Linked DNA regions of Homo sapiens: region 1 is linked to region 2. The links are chromatin contacts, found by Hi-C in ENCODE. All regions are on one chromosome and are shown on one strand. Each heading gives the region's core, a stretch centred on a gene start or an enhancer-like site at or near the end of the contact. The rest is flanking DNA. Distances are from core to core; before and after follow the strand shown. Region 1 holds the start of LMAN1 (lectin, mannose binding 1). Region 2 holds the start of NEDD4L (NEDD4 like E3 ubiquitin protein ligase).

Evidence for each region. Hi-C counts contacts between places; a loop is a spot of excess contacts on that map. Pooled maps may share reads with other maps.
Region 1: a map of B cell shows a loop between it and region 2 (28-fold over the local background). The contact joins the promoter of LMAN1 here to the promoter of NEDD4L in region 2. A Hi-C loop is called at or near these places in 2 of 168 maps with a recorded cell type or tissue (B cell and naive thymus-derived CD4-positive, alpha-beta T cell) and 13 of 50 pooled maps.

What each region holds. Positions count from the first base shown.
Region 1 is chr18:59,356,752-59,363,170 of GRCh38, reverse strand. It overlaps LMAN1 (lectin, mannose binding 1), which reads left to right and starts at 3,906. Exons shown (of 13, transcript NM_005570.4): 1 at 3,906-4,140. The coding sequence starts at 3,927. RefSeq lists a silencer at 3,622-3,921 and enhancers at 3,952-4,141, 4,332-4,381, 4,392-4,491.
Region 2 is chr18:58,042,736-58,049,832 of GRCh38, reverse strand. NEDD4L (NEDD4 like E3 ubiquitin protein ligase) reads right to left here and starts at 5,607. Exons shown (of 31, transcript NM_001144967.3): 1 at 5,125-5,607. The coding sequence starts at 5,172. RefSeq lists silencers at 4,973-5,522, 5,543-5,912.

The DNA.
Region 1 (6,419 bases), core at 2,657-5,156, 1.3 Mb before region 2:
GCTTGGTCTTCCCCTGGCTACGGTTAATGTTCCAAAGATGGACATGTAACCTAGATTGACCTAATCAGAATGAAAGGCAGAAATTTTATCCAAGGATGAAAGAGATTTTCTGTCTCTCCCATTGAACCTAAAGAAGATCTGACATCTTAGAACCTTGAGAGAAGCTAACCTGAGGACAAAGTCAATGTGAGGTAGAACCAGAACTTCTCAAAGATAGAGAGAACCTAGTCGTAACTGCCTGGGCCCAGTCCTAATCTAATTTACAGTTCAGTGAGATAACAGATTTCTTTATTGTTTAAGCCACTTTGAATTGGGGCTTTTTTTGCCCTTGCAGCCTAAAGCATTCAACTTATTAAAACACATATAATAATTTTCTAACTGTTCAAAGTTAAATCTGAATTCCCCAAGCAAGTTGTATTCCTACTGCCTTGCCTCTAGTATAGCGGTTTTAACACTTAATTGTCTGATGTTGTGAATAAGAACAAACACATGTGAATGAATGATCATGCACTGAAGGAGCAGGCAGACAATATCGTTTTCATTACTCTTATCAAATACAATTTATTCAAAGTCATTAGGAGGCTCCAAAAATAGTTAATCCACTAATGCAAACAATGAATTGGCATGGTAACCTTAGTTTTAACACTATTTTTGCTGTAACTAAGTGAAATTCTTTCCAGCTAGCTTAAGCAAAACGGAGGTCTATTTTAAGACTACTGGAGTGGCTCACAGACCATGGATTTTACCCCAACTCCAGCCAACAATTATGTGTGCCATTGATGAGGGGAGTGTATCTGGGTCAAAGAAAATTGAAATTGATCACCAATTATGAAAAAACAACCCATTAATCCACAGGGCTCCCTGTGAGTAGGAAGACCAGAAAGAAAAGATATCTCCCAATCTGCTTTTTGGCTTCTTATTCACTCCAGAGCAAAACACCATTCTGTGCTATGTGCTAGAAGACATCCATGGGTTTTATAAATGGGACAGGCCTGTCAATCTTCTGGCATTTGGGATACTTTTTGCTAGCACAGAAGAGGCTGGCAATGAGTCATGGATATTGCCAGAAGATAGTTATAAGGAATCAGGCAGCAAACCAAGCCCTGGTACTGCCACTCCATCTCTCCAGCTCTGTGCAGGGCCCAATGGTGTGTTGAGGGACCCTCATAATTTTTATTCCCCTCCCAATTCAAAAATCTGAGCTTAATTTTTGGAAATTGCCTCAGGCACTAGAGGGTAGTAGGAAATCCCTCCTCATTGTGTTGTACAAAATTTGCAATACGGTATTGCCCTGAAGGTAAAACATCACTTAATTGTAAGGAATTTCCCCTACATGGATTACTTCAAAAACACAGATTTTAAAATTCACTGGCCCAGAGTTCCTGGGGCCTGGAGTAAAAGCATTCTGATCCTTGAAACTTCAGTTTGCCAGGCCCAGTTTCTCAATTTCGCTATTTGTAAAATGGTCTTATCTAACTCAAACCGAAAAGCTCTCAGTTCTGAAGGAAAAATGCTATAAAATTTAAAGTTTAACAACTTAGACAAAACAACAAGCAAGATTCCCAGACATGACACACAAAAAACCCTTACGGGGGAAAATAGTAAATTGAGCTATATTAAAATTATAAGTATCTATTCACTAAAAGACAACATTAAGAGAGTGAAAAGTCATCCCACGAAGTGGGTGCAAATATTCGCTATATGTATATATCCAAGCAGAGACAGGTATTCAGAATAAAGAGTTTCTACAAGCTAACAAAAAAAGTCAGACAGCTGAAGCCCTCACATACTGCTGATGGCAGTGTAAATTAGCACAACCACTCTGAAAATTTGGCAGGATCTACTATGACCCAGCAACTCTACTCCTAGTTACATACCCAGTAGAAATTTTTTTTTATTATACTTTAAGTTCTAGGGTACATGTGCACAACGTGCAGGTTTGTTACATATGTATACATGTGCCATGTTGGTGTGCTGCACCCATTAACTCTAGAAATGTGTGTTTTTTAAAAAAAAAATCTGGATGCTGGTTGCATGGGAGGTATTCATTTTGGGAAAAATTCATTGAGTTACATTCTTAAGGCTGGCATAATTTTCTCTATATAATATGCTTCAATAAAACAGTTTTTTTTTTAAGAAACAGCTTCACAGAACATAAAGATTTACATTTATGGTTCAGCAAAATTACAAATATTTACTTGTATTATGCTTGAAATTCAGGTCCCTCATGAGTTCAAATCATGCGTAATGAATTGAAAATACTTAATATACATAATGTTTAACATAAAACGGTTCTTAAGATTGAAGGCTTCAATGATAGAATGGCTGGAATTGAAACCTACCTCTGCCACTTACTGTGTGACATTGGGCAAATTATTTAATCTATGCTTCTGTTTCCTCATCTGTAAATGGAAATATTAATGGCATCTACCTTAGAGGGCTGCTGTCAGCATTCAATAAGTTAACATATGTTGAAGGCTTAGTGCAGTTACACACAGAAAGCACTCAGTAAGTGTTTGCCATTTTTATAACATTAATGTTTGTTTAACAAATATTTATGGAATCTTCACTCTGTGCAAGGCATAGAGCTGGTTGCCAGAGCAATGAGAGAACCAAAGAAAATAAAATGATTAAATCCTATGGGTTGAAAACCATGGAGAGTCCAGGGCAATGACGCACATACACCATACAGTGGATAAATGTTTGTTACTGCTGCTGCTGAGATAGCAGTAAGTATGGTACTTTCATTTAAATTACATCTCGAGACTAGCAGGCGGAAAGCCTTAAATCCATATTCAACTTGAAGGTTTTATTTGAGCACTAGAAAGAGATTTAACAGTAATGGCCCATGAATCCGAAGATGGGATTCAACTTCCAAAACTGGGAAGTTAATGAAAAATAAGTTTAAGTAATGCGGGTATTGAGTCCCTAGGGCTAGTGTGGCGTTCATGTAGCCCACACGAACAGAGCTAATAAAAAGCCATGTGTAAAAACAATATAAATCATACTGCTGTTTCTTGGACTTGAAAAACTCATCATGACACATTTTTGAAAAAACAAAACTTTGGATTACCATGAATATTTTGACGATATTTTTTCCTAAGCAAGGGAAAGAGGAGTCCCCTTTAAAATATAGAACGTATTCATTGAGTGGAAGACCGATCCTATATCAAATGTCCAGGTTCTACAGACGCCTGGGTCCATAGCACATTATCCCTCTCACCAAAACCAAACCAAACCAAAGTCAGTTTCATTTGAATGCACTCTTGCCATGGTTTCAAAATTTGGAAAGCTCTTGGAATTAAATTTTGAGATGTAAAGGCTGGCTGACAAATTCACAGAAACCCTCTTTCCGACACCAACTTATAAATCCTAAGGCATCCTACAACCCCGTGGGTGCTGGTTTCTAGTTTGCAACGCTCTAACATAGCTTGGTAGAGCTCAGTGGGCTGGGACCATAAGCATTCGGGATTGTGCCACTGAAAAACTGATGTCACATCAAAAGGAACACCTTTCTTCTAATATACTAAAAAGGTTTTGTACAGGCTGGGTCCAGAGGTCTTAGGGCTAGCCAATTCCTGCTCCCAGGTATTCTAAGAAGCCGGAGAAAGCTCCCTGCAGGTAAGGACCCATCGGCGCTTCCCGCACTCTGCCGCGCGGGAAGCGAAGGTTGGAGTCCTTTCCCCACCCCCGGAGGGTGGGCGGGGCCGAAGGACCGCACCGCCCCAGACCCGCCCCCTGCGCGTGGCCCCGCCCACAGCTGCTCCTGGCCGTGCGGCCGCGCGGAAAGCGGAGGCCGGGGGCGGGGCTCACCCCTTGCCCTTGGGGGTCCCCCGGGCTCTGCCAATCAGCGAGCGCCCTGTTGGCCATCCGCAGCCATCCGCGCCCCTCCCTCTCCCGCCCTCCTCCGCGTTCCAGAATCCAAGATGGCGGGATCCAGGCAAAGGGGTCTCCGGGCCAGAGTTCGGCCGCTGTTCTGCGCCTTGCTGCTGTCACTCGGTCGCTTCGTCCGGGGCGACGGCGTGGGAGGAGACCCCGCGGTCGCGTTGCCACATCGCCGTTTCGAGTACAAATACAGCTTCAAGGGGCCGCACCTGGTGCAGAGCGACGGGACCGTGCCCTTCTGGGCCCACGCGGGGAGTAAGCCGGAGCAGAGGGCTGGGGGCCGGGTTCCTCTCCCCCTTCTGCTGCCTCTTCGCCTTTCATCCGCGGCTACCCTGGTGTGCTGAGGTTCCCGTTCCAGCAGCTGCACACCATATGCGCTGTGGAGGGGACCCTCCTGGCAGCCCCTCCGCCGGGTCCCTCCTGGTTCGCACGGTTCCCTCCGCTTGTCCCCGAGTCTTTCCCTCACCCATTCTGTTCTCTCTCACCCGCCTGCTGTCTTCCCTTCTTTGATCTCGTCGGTACTTTCCGTTGGATCTAGAGGTGTTTGGTTACCTCCTACACTTCCTAGCACTCAAACTTGCTTCTAGGTATCATGTTTCACAACGCCACGTCTCTAGGAGAAATGTGCCCTACCCCCAGCCATCCCAACCTGAGACATGTTCTAGAAGCCCCCTTACTTCCTTTCCCGCTTCCACCCCCCACCCCCGATCCCCGATTTCTTTGCTCCGGTGTTAGCAATGGTTAATGCTTCGCTTGAACCCCATGCCCACTGACGGCTCCTGAGATGGCATATAGTAGTATTAGAGTAATTTTTTAAGTCTTTGTATGTCAGAAGACATTCTTATACTGTTGGAACTACACATTTTCCTCTCAGTGACTTGGTGTGGTCTTTGATCTTTTCTCTCGTAGTAACACATTATGTAACTTTTTAGGAGAAGGGATATATTTTTAGGGATTGATTGTTTCTGAACCTGAGACTAAGAATAGCATTACATTTTTAGCCCTTTAAAAAAATTGGAAGCATTGAAATAATCTTGGGTTCATATTTTATTCACTCTCTGTGTTTGGCACTTTTGTAGATAAGAGAGCCTTGCTAGAGCATTTACTTACGTGAAAGAAAACATATCTGCACTTTTTAGTGCTGATGTGTCACTGCTGACTAAGGAGTCAATCGTAGCACTTGGCATGACATAAGCTCTGTTCAGTGACCATCAGATATACCCGTTGAACAAGTGGCAAATGCCTTTATATGAGATGAGGAGCTCTGGCAGTTTGAATTCTATCTTTGTGTGTGATTAATCTTTTTTTTTTTTTTTTTTTTTACTATAAGGTTTAGGGTACATGTGCACAACGTGCAGGTTGGTTAGTATGTATACATTTGCCATGTTGGTGTGCTGCACCCATTAACTAGTCATTTAACATTAGGTATATCTCCTAATGCTATCCCTCCCACCTCCCCCATAAGTAATCTTTTATATAAGGTTTTTATACATCACTTTAGATTATCCAGTTCTTGAAACAAAATGTTTCATTTCTAGAAAGTAATTACTGAATAGGAAGCACCCTTTTAGGAAGCGCTATTTCTCTCAAATTAATGTGTAATTGAAAGGTATAGATTTTAATTTGACTTAATGACCAAGTCATTAAGTAGTTGAAGTAGAGTGCAGTTATTTCGTTACTCAGCAGTCATTTATTATGTGCCCATGCAGCAAGGGTATATTACTGGGCATTTGTTATCAAGGTATCTCTATTCTTGATACACAAAGGTGATGCAAATGATATCAAACACAAGTTTTTGGAGTTTTTGTTTCTATTTGTGGGATGATGAATTATTCAGTAGTGATGGATTTGTTCACACATTTTCACTTCTACACCTCTCCACTGCCTGCCTGTTCTTCTATCCCTTTTCTCTTTTTCTCACACTCACATACACTACATTAGCCAATTAGGAATGTTAATCAACTAGTCAAATCAGCTACCTTGACTTCCTTTACAGAGCCGGAACCAACTAATCTATTCTGCTGCAGAAATGTCAAGATAATGTACCAGTAAATTAAAGCCGTGTGGCTAGAATGAATTTGAAACAAAGTATTAGTATTTTAGCCATGATTTATCTGGCTACTGGCTCTGGGAATCTCTGCTATAGACATCCCTTGCTTTCATTGTCACTGTAGTTTTTGCATAAGCCTCACTGTAACTACATTGATCATTTTTTTCTTTTCGTTTTGCTCTGCAATTCATTACTTTAAAAAAAAAGTAGAGAAATTTAAGATCTAGTTTAAACACAGCCCTTTACCTTCAACCCCAAATTAAGACCAAATCTATGGTGTTTCTCTTTCTTAACTCTAATGTTCCTTTAGTACACTTAAGGCCATAAGGGCAAAAAATGATAATTTGTAACCCTTTATAGCTCTCAGAGTTCTTTCACTTTCATTCTCTGATTTGATCCTTAGTAGACAAGGCGGGTGTTATCTGTTTTATAGATGAAAAACTGATGTTCAGAAAGGTTAAGGTTTTTGAAAAAGGATACATAA
Region 2 (7,097 bases), core at 4,358-6,857:
GCTAACTTTTCTATTTTTTGTAGAGACGGGGTTTCACCACGTTGCCCAGCCTGGCCTCAAACTCCTGAACTCAAGTGATTCTCCTGCCTCGGCCTCCCAAAATGCTAGGATTACAGGAGTGATCACTGCACCCGGTCCCTATAATCAAATTTTAAAACAACATGTTATATTCATGAATTTTAAAAACTGATTTTAAATGTCACCATGAAAACTAGGTCCTTTTAACATTTGTTTCTCAAACATTACCTATATGTCCTGGGTATACAGTCTACCATCCAGCATCTAGGCCCGACACAGGCACTTGGACTTGGCATGACTGGGCAAGCCTTCTCTCTCTTCAGAAAACGGCCTGTCAGCATTCACCTTGAGATCCAAGCAAAATCTAAACCACAATTTTTGAAAGCAATCTTGTCCTCACCGTTTTGCACAGCTGCAAAGATGGCACATAGGGTTTCCCAAGTAATCTCTTGAAAATACACACAGGCCACTTTTTAAAAACTAACAACTATTCTTAATCACTTACAGACGGCCATCCAGTTGGCTATGATCTAGGCCCCCAGTTCCTTCTGTGCTAATGCCTATTTAAGAGCACTTCTCTTTTTCTAGCACTTTCCTCAAACACAGAAAAGCAGAAATCTGACTACTCGTTGACTTAAAAGTACTGAATGATTGGGGATATTGAAACTGATGGCATGGAGTTTTCCCAGGTTTCTAGTCACTGTAATTCATCAATTCTAAAATATCCTTTTTCTCATATTTCAACTTCTCTGAAATAAGGATGCTTCATAAGATGGACAGTATGTCATAACTTGACAGCAATTTTTTCTTCGTGGTACATGAAATAATGGCATATCTTAAAAGTGACAGCACACTAAAGTGAAAGAAATATGGCATCCACGCCAAAGGTTAGCCTTAAAGGTTTGTTATGAAGTGGATAATTATATGTAAACAAGTAGAAAGACCCCTAAGACAACAGAAAGTAGTGGTGACTGCAACCATAGCACAACTAGCTGCCACATCTCAAAGGACATAATGCCAGCCACTGACTGTAACTAGGTTAGAATGTGGCCCCAATTAAGCCAGATTTTTACCATTTTCATGAAATTTCCAAGCTTTAAAACACTCTAGAGACCACATTAAGCAGGGTTCCTGGTCAAATCGGGCCCAGCAGCCATCAGTTTGCAACCAGTGGTGTTTATTTCTCTTACATTATCTTAAATAATCTAGATAGTAAGACCTTTCAAGGCATTTGTCAGAAGGGGAGGATATTCAGCATGTTAAAAACTAGGCCTTTCTATTCAAAATAGCTGGCTCCATAACTTAACTTGTTTTGTGTCCTTATGCAGGTCACGTAACCTCTTTGAGCTTTCATTCCTCATCTGTAAATCACAGCCTACCTCACACAGTTCTCATGAGAACTAAATGACATAGTATGTGCACAAGGCTTAGCACTTTGCTCTCATGGCGCATCTTAAAAGTGACAGCATCTTAAACTGAAAAGCATACAGGATCCATGCCAAAAGTTAACCTTAATGGTTGATTAAGAAGTAGATAATTATATGTAAATGAGTAGAAAGACCCCCAAGCCAGCAGGGAGCCGTGGTGACTGGCACCTATAAGCAGATCTGCCACATCTCAAAGGACATAATGCAAGCCACTGATTGTGACTAGGCTAGAATGTGGCCCCAATTAAGCCGGATTTTTACCATTGGTATAGAAGAGGCATTCAAAAGTAGCCAACTATCCGTGTTTGTACAGGATAAGGAGAGAAGGTGCCATTTATCCTATGTCAGCCTGGCCTTCATTTCTATGCCATTTGCTTCATTTTAACTACTAACGAAATTACTTAATGTCATATCTAATGTGATAAGAAGCTGCCATTCAATCCCAGTATTTTGTTCAGTAGAAAAATCTTTTCAATAAATGATACCTTTCTAAAATGGAATAAAAGATTTCAGAAAGTTAGCGGTAACATTCATAAGTAAACTATGCCAAAATGCACTACAGATTGCCAAAAATAAAGAAATAAAACAAGAAATCCACAAGGACTCAAGCCAGATGCAGAAACTAGTCCAAAGTGTTCTGATTCCAAACCAAATCTGATCTTGGGCCATGAATCAGAAGTTTTGTTAAACTGCTAATCCCTCTAACACCAAAAGTCCTTCATCTGATGGTTTTGAATCTGGCTACCTAAAGTGACATGACTTAAATCAGGGTAAATATGAATTATAACTCACCAGAGAAACCTCCGCCCGAAACACACAGAAAAAATTAAACAGCACATACATTCACACAAGCAAAGCCCACATCTCAACCCCTTACCTTCTACAAAGTGGACAGACCTCTGCTGATGACGCAAGGAACAGCACCTAAGCCCTGTGCTTTGGCATCCCCGTTTTCTGGGTTCATGCAATGCTTCATCATCAGCAGTGCAGAGAGCTCAACAGTCTTTATGAGATGGGACATAACTAAGTGCACTCCAAACATACCATGCTTTTCAACAATCTCAAATCAAAATACGAATCTACTTTTAAGAAATGTGGTAGGTATGTGTGTCTACTTTGCTAAAAGATTTATGAGGTCACTCTTCTAAATAGCGGTCAAAATATCTTCATATGTGATATTCTGCAGCACACCAAGTCTGCAAACTAAGTGTACCCATATTTAATACGCCTTGGAAGAACAACCCTGCCGTTTGCTTCAGCGGGCATTCTACTTTCAGAGCCTGCTAAAATCTTCCATTGGTTTTTCTTACACATACTAATTCAGGGAGACAAAACAAGCTGTGCAAATTCAACAATTTGTCGTTAATATTCTACGAAGGCATTCCCTGATTCTCTGAAGGGCAACGTGACAGCATGAAACTGCCCATGAAAAACAAATACCAATGAAATGTGAAGTCATCAGAACTGCCCTGGCTTATTTTTTCACTGGTAGGAGAAAGTTGAAAAAGGAAGACGGCTGAGACTCATCTTGTGAAATACAATGTGTGTGGAACTAAATACTACCAGCGACATGGCAATAAATAGATAATAAAAGGTGTCTTCATCACCTCTTGCTATTTCCTATACAGCCCCAAATTCCCTTCTAGCAACATGCAGGAGTGAATCCAGTCACATGCCAACACACACTCGGACTCTGTTTACATTCCAAGCTTCACTTTCACACTAGACATCAGTTATGATGATTAGTAGTGACTCCTGTGGACAAAAGTGGCAAGATGTGCTCTAGGTAGATTCTGACACTCACTGCCAATGTAAATAAAGCACAAACAACAGTGACATTAACGTGTTTCATTTATCCAGCTGCACTTCCCAAAACACTCTTAAAATCGTTTTTTCGGGGGAGTTTTTACAAATAATCATGTTATTAAAACATTTTTTAAAAGAACCTAGGATGAAATGCAGCTGTCCTCACCCCCACCCCCCACAATACGTCAACCCAAGCAGCCCCTTTGTTTAGGAATGTCTGCGTCTCTGCAACTCAGGGCCTGCCCTCTACTGCCACTAATTAAATGGAGAAGTAGAGGATGCAAGGGAAAGCTCCTCAAAGAGAGAAGCCAGGAGGGAGAGGAGAAGCCCCCCGGGTCAATGAAACAATGCTACTGTCACCTATCCCCAGGTAGTTACACAAAACGGGAAATTATTTTACAAAAGCACAGCGAGGCAAAATAAACACACAAATCACACATTATTTGCACTGTGATCATTCTTTGATCAAATAAATACATCAAGCTTTGCCTAGCACCGCTAAGAAAAAAATTCATACCCTAAACACCCTTCCCACCCCAAAATACCTTTCATTCCACACTTACGTAGCACACAGGCACACACACACACCATGCCAGGGTAGGAGAGCCGCAGAAAGCGGAGCCATAACGCGAGCCTGTCTCAGATAATAGCCTTTCTTCCAACCCCACCCCCAACACGAGAGAAAGAGGGAACCTCTGAAAAGAAAGGAGGGAGGGGAAGAAAGAGAAATCGAGAACGCCTGAATTTCCAGGCATCAACTTTTCATGAAATGCACAACCAGGATAGGAAATACCTCCCTGCTGAGTAATGCTTCTTGGGTTGTAAAATTCACCTCTCGAAAGGGGAGCCAGACCTGAGCGCGCACCCCGCCAGATGGCAAACCACTCCTACCTGCTCCATCCAGCCTGCCTGTCACGCCGCGCCCGCGACAAGCGTCCCACCCCCCTTTTTGGCAGAGCAACATACCAATAAGAGCCGAGCGTGGCTGGTCGAGAGAGGACTAGGCAGTGATTTAGCAGGATTGTTTCAAAAGGGGGGAGTGGGAGACACGGAAGAGAGAATGAAGGTAAAAACAAAGCCCTTTCCAGTGAAACCGACCGCCTGGGAGGCGTGGCTTATTCAGTCGCTTTATTAATAAAAGAGATCAATTAAGCTTTCCTCTCCCCACCCACCCTGGAGGTGCCGGGCTTTGAATCCTCGGGAGGAAAAAATGGCAGGGCTGCAAGCTTCCTCCCCAAGTTTCCAGGAGCACCTGCCACCAGCCTTGAACACCTCCCCCACCGAGGCTCCGAAATCCACAATCCTGGCCGTAGACTTTGCAAAACGAGGGGAGGGACACACGCAGCGTGTCCCCCATTCCCGCCGGGATAAGCACGCACAGGCTTCTGAGCGCCTGCTGATCCACACAATCATGAGAGAGAAAGTTCCAGGGGGAAACGATCCGGCTTCTCCGCAGTCCCGGGTCTCCAGCCGCGCGACCCAGACGTGACATGCATCATGGACTCCCGGGCTGCAGGGGCGAGAGGCGGAAAGTTGCCCAACAGCCCCGGGAGACGCTGCTTGGAGAGGAAGAGGGAAGAGAGGCACGCATGCCCCCTCCCTCTCCTCCCGAAAGCGAGGAGCTGCGGAGTGAACCCCCAGCTCCAAGGGCGTCGCGCCGCTTTATTTACAAACAATGAGCTCGGCTTGCGGAGGGTGGGGGGTGCGGAAGGACCCAAGCTCCCCTGGATCCCGCTCCGGGGCGCTCCCGCTTTGGGGCTCCCCTGCAGACGCTGGGCACGAGCACCCCGGGGACGGCCCCTTTCCCCTCCCCCTGCCGGCGCGGGATAGGAACTCCCCGGGGAGTCCCGAGCAGGAAGGGGGTGCCACTCACCTCGTCTTCGGAAAGTCCATAGACCGGCTCCCCGAGCCCGGTCGCCATGGAGCCGGCGCCCCGCGCGGGGTCTGAGGCGCTCCCAGCGGCTGTGCTGCGGCGCGGACGGCCGGTTCTCCCCTCTGCCTCCAGGTCCCCCCGGTCCCGCACCCTACCCTGCGCACGCCCTGCCGGGTAAGCGGCCGGGCGCCGGCAGGTGAGGGTGCCCGAGAGCGCGCCCTGGACGCTGCCGGCACCGCTTCCTCCCGGAAGGCTGCGGGACCAGCGGGCGGGCGGCTCCCGAGAGCGCGCCGAGCACCGGGCGGCAGCCCCGGCGCCTCTCACTGCGCGCGGCGGCGGCGCAGACCCGGCCGGGCTTTCCCTCCCCGCGACCCGCGCCTCCCTCCCGCCCCGCCGCTCTCCGCCCCCCTCCGAGCCTCCTCTGCGCTCCCGGGGACCCGGCTCGCCCGCCTCCTCGCTAGCGCCGTCCGGGCCCCCGCTCTCTCCGCCCCCTCCTCCGCCTCCTCCCACCGGCGCCGCGAGGGTACCCTCCCCGTTCGCCGGGGCGGGCACACGCGCCCCCCAAGCCAATCACAGGCCGGGCTGGCGAGCGGGCCGCGGGCTGCGGGGGTGGCGGAGTTCAGCCCCACGCCCACCCCGGCCCGGGGCCTCCAGCGCGGCGCGGCGGGGGTCACCCGGCCGCGGGGCGGATCCGCAGGGGCGTGTACTGGCGCGCTTGGCCGGCGCCGCCGACCCTCCCTCCTCTCCCGGTTTCCCTCCGCTTTAGGGAGGGGGCGGGCTGGACGTTTGGGGGCGATAGAGGATTTTGCGAACAATAACAAAAACGCCCTGAGCGTTTCTTCCTCCCGGTGGTCTTTTTACCGAGAGCCCTGAGCTCGCTGTTAACTGTGAAAAGGGGAAAAGATGGATGTTTCTAGACCCCTTTAAATTCTTTGCGGCCCCGACGAGCAGGACTTGGCTACATTGTCAGCTCCCGGGAGCGAGCCGCCCGGCCCGGCTGCCAGCCGAGGAGAGGCTGCCCCAGTGTGGCCGCAAGTCGCCATTGCCTGTGTCAACCTTGCAGGGAACAAAACCAACATAGCGCCCGCCCCGGTTACACACCCACCCACGCGAAAACAGACAGCATGGTTCTTTGAATAAAAAGCAGTTCATTTGTGAGCCGCAACGTGAAATATCAAACTCAAGCTTAAGGTTATCCTTTGCATATGCAAATGATCGAGACGTCTTATTAGCCACCGTAGGATTCTTCCCACCACCCAGCTACCGTTTCTCTAGCAAGCAGTTCATTTAATCCTTCCGATTTATAGGACTGCAAGAGACTACTTTAAATAAGTGAAAGAAATTCGTCAGTCGACTTTTTCGGAAGCCTTTCCTTAAATTTAGATGTTAAGTGCAGTTGGGAGTTCAAAAAGAAAACAGACGCAGAACATTCCATTTGCCTTTGAAAAGGAAACGTCAAAGTGCCTACTTGGGTATTACCAGGATGCATTTAGGATTTTCATTCAAGGAAGTTCAGAGAGAACTCGCGTGACCCGAAGGAATCATATTCCTCGTTGCCAGCTACATAACTAAATATCTGCTGTTCGCCCTGCTAGTTCGTTTTCAAAAGAGCCCACCCATGCTACCTTAAGCTCTCCTTTGCCTTCCTGCAGCATGACTGGCTTAAAACCTGTGCCGTAGAATGGGTTTCCTTTGACGACTTAGCCCCATGGAGTCAACATCCTACTCAGAAGCCTTCTCTAGAAGTCTTGAGCCGTCAAGTCCACAGTACTTACAGGCCACAAAACCCCCAATGAGAACTATTTATGGAGGACTATTTAAAAGTCAGATTTCTGTCCATTCTTTCAATACTGAGGTTTTTCAACCCTTTCAAACCTCGAGTCTTTAGACCGGGCACGGTGGCTCAAACCTGTAATCCCAGCACTTTGGGAGGCTGAGGCGGGCGGATCATAAGATCGGTAGTTCAAGACCAG